Regions from separate parts of the Homo sapiens genome. Here region 1 is linked to region 2. A link is a loop called in an ENCODE intact Hi-C map of the cell type or tissue named here. Cell type or tissue: dorsolateral prefrontal cortex. All regions are shown on one strand.

What was found. Hi-C counts contacts between places; a loop is a spot of excess contacts. Peaks named below come from ENCODE experiments on the same cell type or tissue, not always from the same donor. Only the 100,000 strongest peaks of a DNase experiment are listed, where the experiment ranks them.
Region 1: a loop joins it to region 2, with 5 times the contacts of the local background. A loop is called at or near these places in 23 of 110 quality-filtered maps.

The regions. Positions count from the first base shown.
Region 1 is chr9:135,700,025-135,704,024 of GRCh38, reverse strand. KCNT1 (potassium sodium-activated channel subfamily T member 1) reads right to left here and starts at 1,840. Exons shown (of 31, transcript NM_020822.3): 1 at 1,657-1,840. The coding sequence starts at 1,766. It also overlaps a transcript of SOHLH1 not described here. RefSeq lists a silencer at 1,912-2,041. In dorsolateral prefrontal cortex, CTCF peaks have their summits at 1,727 and 1,926 (motif pointing left); a DNase peak (open chromatin) is centred at 1,934; H3K4me3 peaks cover 1,858 bases; H3K27ac peaks cover 2,424 bases; H3K27me3 peaks cover 1,624 bases.
Region 2 is chr9:136,121,285-136,125,284 of GRCh38, reverse strand. LOC107987142 (a long non-coding RNA gene) reads right to left here. Exons shown (of 2, transcript NR_165242.1): 2 at 920-3,499. Among named protein-coding and RNA genes, the nearest start is that of TMEM250, 4.4 kb to the right of the region's middle. In dorsolateral prefrontal cortex, CTCF peaks have their summits at 1,998 and 2,206 (motif pointing right); a DNase peak (open chromatin) is centred at 2,204; H3K4me3 peaks cover 774 bases.

The DNA.
Region 1 (4,000 bases), 420 kb after region 2:
GAGCCCAGCCAAGCCCAGGTCCTGCTCCCTCCCCAAGCCTGACGCCTGACATCCCTCCACTGCCGGCGGCTGCTCTGCCTGCAGTGTGACAGGGAATCTCTGTTGCAACGGAGGCCAGCTCAGTCCAGCGGGGAGGAGGAGCTGTCCCGGGCCGGTGGGCAGGGCCAATTGGGAGAGACAGGTGTCTGGAAGGACCCGGAGGATGAGGCCTGGAGCTAAAGGCTGGACCCTGAGGACACTGTCCTGCCGGCTCGTCTGGAGCAGGTCAGGCCCAGCAGGGTAGGTGATAAACTCCAGCAGAATGGCCAGGGAGGGCAACGCTAGGCTGGGGAGGGAGATGGTAGGGGCCGGCCAGCCCACAAAGATGAGGGCAATCCAGGACCCCCTTGGGGTCATTTTCTCTGTGCCTGACAGGCATCCCCCGGATAGTCCCTCAGAGCACGTCCAGGCTGTGCCCACTTCCCAAGGACATCACCAAGTCACTGTCCACCCTCAGAGCACCTGCTCCTCACACACGCTGTACCCCGGACTCCCCCGGGTGCCAGGTGGGTGCTGTGCCTGCCTCTTGATTCTGGGAACCTCCTCTCCAGCCTGGTCCCTCACCAGAGGCAGCCCTTAAAGACCATCCGCCCTACCTCCTCATTTTACACTCGGGGAAACTGAGTCCCATAGAACAAACAGGCAGCCGCACCAGGCCTCCCGCTCTCAGGTATGCTCTTCCACCCCCTTCTCTGGCCTCAGGACAGCCTGAGACTGGGCAGGATCCAGAAGAAAGGGCTCTGTCCTGGTGGGGAGGGGTTCGCCCAAGGCAGTGACCGGCTCTGCCCAGGGTTCCCTGGAGTCTGGCTCTGGGGACAGGGTGAGGGGCAGACTTGCCTGTTTTCAAGAGCTGAGGGATGGGGGAGAGGATGGGGAACCTGGACCCTGGGGCAACCTCCGCTCAGGACTGTCCCACTCAGCTGCCGGTCCGTGCCTCTGCACTGGTCACTGGGTGGACGGCAGACGCATGGCATCCCAGGACACTGCACAGGGAACAGCTAGCTCCAGGTCACCTGAATGCCATTCTCAACTGGCCCTCTCCTCCCAGGGATAGGCCAGCGGGGAACGAGGAGTGACCAGAACCCAGGACTCCCGCCCTCATCTGACAGCCACTTAGCCCACTTCCCACTGGGGACTCTTCCTTGGAAGGTTGCTCTGGAAACCCCCTACTGTGTGGGGTAACCTCGCCGGGCACCCCACCCTGGCCGAGCACTGCCATGCCACACAAGAAGGATGGAACCTTCCTCCCCAAGCTGGGGTGGGGCAGGGGCTGGGGGAGATGGAAGGCCCTGCACCGCCCCCAGCCTCCCTGCCACTCCCCACACCTGGGAGATGCTCAGGACCCCCATGTAGCCACGGCCGCTCCCCCCAGCTTCTTACCAGGTCGAGGACAGATGGGGACGGACGCTGCTGCCTCGGCACCTGCTGATTAGTGCGGCCCACCCTGAGGGGCGCCCCTGTTCCCCAAGGTGGTTGGGAGGGCACTCGCGGGTCCTGGGGAAGTTGGATGGCCCTGGGAATGGCGGGTCCTGGAGGGTGCGGGAGCCTGAGGGGGAACTTGGGGGTCTTAGGTTAGACCGGGGCCTCCCCGCGTGGGGAGGGCGCAGCAGACTGTACCTGGGGGCGCATTGGCCGTCGTCAAACTCGAAGGTCCGGTTGGTGTAGCCCCCGCCGCGCGCCTCCCGGCAGACGCCCCCCGGGGTCCGCGCCCCGTCAGGGAGTGGCATGCGGCCTGGCAGCTCGGACCCGACCCGAGGGAGAAGCGAGTGGGAGCCGCCACCTTCTTCCCTCGCGTTGCCCTGAAAAACATTTTTTTTTTCCTCGCAGATTAGCGAGGAAAAGACGCCAGTTCCAGGGTCGGGTGCAGGCGTCTGTCCGCGCGCGCCCCCTGCCGGCCGCGCCGGGACCCGCGGCGGCTCTGGCCCAGGCTGGGACGGGGGTGCGGGGTAGGGAGGGCGATCCGCTCCCGCCGCGGCCCTCTGAGCCCTCAAAACTCCGAAAAACAGGACGGGGTTCGTCAATGGCTAGAAAAGCCCAAGCGCGCCGCCACCGGGCCCTACACCCCTGGGAGGGCTCCGTGGTGGGCGGGGGCTCAGGGGGCTCTGGGTCCTTGGCGGGCAGCAGGGCACATGCGCTGCTCGGACCGCCAGCGTCCAGCCGCTGCGCCCAGGGACCGTCAGCACCTCCCGCTTGTGCTGCTCTGCCGTGGTCAACACTGGTCATTGAACACAAGCCAGATTCAAGACGACTCCCCGCCCCCCCGCCCCCACACCCCCCGCAGGCTGCGGCATCTGTGGGTGGGCGCCACATCCTGGGCTTGGCCTGGGGGAGGGGGATGACTGCACCCCGCCCTGTGCTCTCACCCAGACGGGCACACACAGCACCTTTAGACGGGTGGGGAGGGGCCCCAACTTAAGATGCTGCAGGCCAAAGACTAGGAAGCAGAGGGTCCCCCTGCGGGCCCCCTTTCCCGTGCACGTGCTCACACTGTTACACATGCGTCACCCTGGCTCAGCCTCACACAGAGCTCTGGAGAACTGCGATTTCTGTCCCCAGAGCTTTGTTGGTTTGCAGGGTGGACCAGGCCCCTCACTAAGCCAGGACTGTGCCCACGAGGGCCAGGGGGAGGGCCAGGTCCATTTGGAGGGCGCATGCCATGTACTTTGTGGTCCCTGGCCTCCCCAGTGTCTCTCCAGAGGGTCCTTCCCTGTTTCTCCAGGAGGCAGCAGGCTGAACACAGATGCTTTTGAGGGGTGGGTGGGGAACACTCGGGGAAGTCTAGGATGCTAAGTCCCCAGCAGAGGTTCAGCCTGTGCCCCCGCCACACAGCTCGTGGGCATCTTGGGGGTTTTTCCTCAGGTCCCTAGATTGGCCGGTGCTGCTGCCGGGGTCCCACCACCCCTGGGCGGGTGCCGCCGGGGCAAGATGGTGGCCTTTCTGCCAACGCCCTCCTGCCTGGGGAACTCAGAAAAAACTGAGAGGCCGCACCATCTGCATCTGTGATTAATTAGCAGTAATTACACGTGTTGTCAACGGCAGGAGAGTCACAGGTTTGATGACATTCCGAGGGCTTTAGGGAAACAAAAACTTGGCCCCACTCTGCCACTGAGGAGCCCCAGATCGCCAGCCCGTCCATCCCTCCCTGGCCAGGGGCAGGGCCGGGAGAGGGGCCCAGGTCCCCGAGAGCTTTTGCCCTCCTCTCCAACCCCGTCCTCCTCCATGTCTGACCTGCAGCCAAGGCTGGGCGGAGCAGGGATGGAGACACCACCTTATATTACATAACCTCCCTCTGCTCCAAACACCCTTCACCCATCTTTGGCCCAAAGTCCAGGATGCCAGCCCGAGGCCCAGAGCCGCGCCTTCTCCACAGGAGACTGGGGCACCCCGGACAGACGTCCCCGTGTGGTGGCACCTGCCCGGGCTCCTTCTTGCCTCCCCTCTCGGGAGGAGAGCCCCTGCCACCCACCCCACCTCCTCCCGCTACGACCTCAGCACGAGCCAGGCCAGGGATGTCCTCCCAACAGTCCAGCCTCACCCCCCACCCTCGTCCCCTCTGCTTCCCTGAGGGCCCCCCGCAACCTCCGTGAAAGAGGAAGGGTCTCCACCTCCCCCTTCCCTCCGTCATCCCCCCAAAAGTATGTACTGGGGGACTCAAGCCCAGCGCAGGGCGGCTCCTGGAGTTCAGCGGGGAGGTGAGCAAACACCTGGCGCCGGAGCTTTCTGAATTTGGATGGGCAGGACCCCCGCGATCCCGCAGAAACCTGTTGAGAGTGTGAGGTGAGGGGTCGAGCTGGGGCCCCAGGGCATAAAGCGGGGATGGTGCTTGGGCAGGGCCAGGTGAAGGGACAGACGGTTCCGAGGGTGCCCGGCAGAGCTCAGCGGGAGGAAGAGCACGGACGATGGTGGCCTGGGGTGGGGACAAGATGCCCCTGGTTCTGGGCGACCCAGAAGTGTGGATGGT
Region 2 (4,000 bases):
CATCCAAACAACCAACCAACCATCCATCCAACCAACCATCCAGCCAACCAACCATCTAACCAAACAACCAACCATCCAACAAACCAACAAACCATCCAACCAACCATCCAACAAACCAACAAACCAACCAGTCAACCATCTAACCAACCAACCATCCAACCAACCAACCAACCATCCAACCAACCATCCATCCATCAAACCAACCAGTCATATCCAACCAACCATCCAACCAACCAAGCAAGTACACCCTGAGCCCTACCGCCTGCCAGGTACCAGGAACTCAGGGAAACAGAGGAGGGCGCCTCCTTTCAGAGCTTGAGCTCCAGAGAGATTGGACAAGAAAGCACAAGCATGAAAGTAACAAAGACCCTGAGATGGCAAAGGCAGCGGGGCCTCTGCACCCAGCACTCAGCACTGAGACCGAGTGATGTAGCCGGGCTTAGAAAGATCTGGACAGTGCCGGCAGGCTGAGGGGACCGCAGGGAGGGGAGGACCTGGGCTCTGAGGCTGCCCACTCTCTCCCTAACCTGAGTGTCTGCCTCCGTCAGGGAAGGGGATTCTCCCGCAGGGGCTCCGAGGGGCCCACTGCTCCCCATCCTTCCGAAGAGGACACCATGGGGAGCTTGTGTCCAGACCAACAGGGTACAGAAAGCCCTGGTCCAAGTGCTGCCCTCCAGCCCCCACCTGATGGCCCAAGTGACCTCGAGCAAGTTGCTGCACCTCCTGACCCCTGTAAACAGGGACAGCCACAACACACTTTCCCAGGTCGCTGTGACCAAGGCCCCTGCCATGCTCAGTGGAGTGCCTGGTACACAGTTCCCCATCACTCCCCATCAGAGAACATCCAGAATGGGATGCCTTCAAACAATAAGTACCCCTGGGATTGCCTTGCCCTGCGGCCGTAACAAAGGACCACAGATTCCGTGGCCTTAACAGCATGCATTTATTTACCATCTCACAGTCATGGAGACTGGAAGTCCAAGATCAAGGTGTGGGCAGGGTTGGGTCCTCCTGAGGCCTCTCTTCTGGGCTTGCAGATGCCGTCTTCTCCCTGTGTCCTCACGGTGTCATCCCTCTGTGCATGTCTGTGTCCTAATCTCCCCTTTGTCTACGGACACCAGTCAGATTTGGGCCCACCCTAATAACTTCGTTTTACCTCCATGGCCCTTCCTCCCTCCCTCCCTCCCTTCCTTCCGGTGGGTGCTCCGGTCTCCTGGAGGCTTGTCCACGCTGGGGCCAGCTTCTCCCAGCAGGTGCTAAGAGCTAAAAGGCAGCATGCAGGAGGCAGAGGGGAAGCCATGGGGCTTCTTCTGCCTCAGCCCAGAAACTGTGCAGAGTCCCTCAGGCCTCTATCTGGTTGCAGGACAGTCACAGAAGCCAGCACAGTTTCGCAGAAAAGGATTGGCTTGGTCTCCTGCTGGGTAAGTGGGGAGGTGGCTGCAGAAGGGTCTGGGTAGAGATGTCCATGCAGCTGAGAGGATGCTGGGCTCCTGTGTACTGCGTCTCCTTCCCTGGCCTCCTGTGTACTGCGTCTCCTTCCCTGGCCTCCTGGGTGGCTCAGCTCTGTGGGGCCACAGGCCCCACCCCACCCCAGAGACATGGAGAGGGGGTTTGTCATTGAACTTGAAGTCGCACTGGCTCTGTCCAACGACCAGTTAAAATGACTCTGGAGGTTTCCATTCTCTCCCATCCCTTCCCCTTCCCTGGCCCGAACCCTGCAAGGTGGCTGGTGTCAGAGATAGGACTCTCTAGGCCTCTACTGTCCTGGCAGCAAGAGCCACTCCCTGCCAGGACCCTGAAGTCAACCAGCTGGATAAAGTCCCCACAGTGACCCCATCCTTGGCCCCCAGCCCCAGCAAGTGGAGGGACAGAAGGACGGTACTGGAGGGGTTGGGGTGGGCTTCAACATGTCCCACAACCAGGGGTTGCATTCTTTCCACCCACTCAACCCACCTGCTCAGCACGCGCCCTGGGCCGGCCTCGGTGGGGAAAGTGCTCCTTCCAAGCAGGGGTTGGCTCGCTGTCCCTGCAAAGGTAGGACAACCCCAGGTGTTCCCAGCCGCACGGCCAGGGGTCCCGTCCAGCTTGGGGGCTCTGCGTCGGCAGCGAGCACCACATTCGGCCCCAACTTAAAGTCTCCCACAGACCTGGAGCCGCTGGGTCCCTCCTGCGCTTGGCGGCACCACAGGCACCAGCCCAGCAGATGGCGCCAAGCCACTGTCCACAGCGCAGCAGGAGGCCTGACGGGGACAGGGACGGGGACAGGGAGGCTATGGGGACCCCGGCTGGACCTCACACGTCAGGACAAACCCGTGACAAATCCCCAGCACACGGTGGTTCTGGGGTGACCGAGCTGTGGCCAGGCCGGGGGCGCAGGAAGGCGCAGAACCCGGGAGTGGGCAGAGGACCAGAAGCAGCTGCGGCCGGGGAGGAAATCGGTGTCCTGGGAAGCTACTTGCGCTGTGCACGCATGGACTGGGTCACGAGGCCAAAACCCACGGTGGCCACGGCAAGAGAGCCCTGGGCCAGCGGAGACACAGGCCACCAACAGGCGGGGGTGGCTTTGTGTGAGGAGGAAGGGGAGGCAGGAGACAGGGGACAGGGGGTGTGACGGAAGGGGCAGCCCAAGATTGAAGGCGCCTCCCAGAGATGGGGCATTCGAGCTGGGTCCTGAAGGGCGAGTAGGAGCTCGGAAGATGGAGAAGGGACAGAGAGAGAGAAAAGGCAACTGTAAAGAGGTCCAGGCTCCTGCCCTGTACCCTGGTTTCACAGGGAGGTAGGGGAGGCTGGCGGTTCTGGAGGGTCAGCCAGGGAAGGGCGACCCCCACTGTCTTCTGTGAAGGGTGCCAAGGGGTGGCCTCAAGGACAGCGTCCAGCCACGAACACAACCAAGATCAGAACCCACACCCGGGGCACAGACGCTTCCACGTGTGTGGAGCTTACAGATTCTCCAAACCGAAATTCAAGGCAGACAGATGGGACTTGCCCTATAACCCAAGGCACATGAAGCGTTTCCCCGACCATGGCGCCTCTGCTGAAGTCAAGTAATAAACAACTCCGCACTTAAATACTCATTCTCCTGGAAAGGGCAACCAGGGCTCCCCCTTACTGTCCCCTCACCCCAAACCCCAAGTGATATCCCAGCCTTGGAAGCAATGGGCAGCAGCAGCAGGGTTAGCCCGGGAAGCCACCCTCACAGCTAGAGTGGTCATCCCCATCCATGGGCGAGCAGAGACTGGCGGGGCAGGTGGCTGACCAGAGAGTGTGGAACCATCAACACAGACAAGGCGACAAGGGGACAGCTGCACCCTTTGGGAATTCAGGACACAGAACCCTCCTGTAGGGAGAAGCACGTGACTGCGGGCCCAGCCTGAGGTAGTGGCGAGTGGGGGCCCCAGCTTTCCTGGAGATTCTAATACAGGAACATGTTTCAGGACACTCGGGCTGACATGCACTTCTTTTTATTTGTCCAAATCCGGCTTTTTTTTGTTTGTTCATGCTGAAAAAATAAAATCAGAAAGTACAGAAATGTTAAAAAAACAGTAAAATATATTCATCTCTTTAATCCCACCACACATAGATCACCTCTGCAAACATTTATCTGCTTCCAGGACTTCACCCAGAAACGGACACCTAGGAGTACGTCTGTGCTGATGAGGGGTCACACTAGACGTGACTTTGTGAACCACTTTTTTTTTCTTTTTTTTCTTTGTTTTGCGACAGTCTCACTCCGTTGCCCAGGCTGGAGTGCAGTGGCGCAATCTCCGCTCACTGCAAGCTCCGCCTCCTGGGTTCATGCCATTCTCCTGCCTCAGCCTCCCCAGTAGCTGGGACTACAGGCGCCCGCCACCACGTCCAGCTATTTTTTTTTTTTTTTGTAGTTTTTTAGTAGAGACGGGGTTTCACTGTGTTAGCCAGGATGGTCTTGATCTCCTGACCTTGAGATCTGCCCACCTTGGCCTCCCAAAGTGCTGTGATTACAGGCGTGAGCCACCATGAC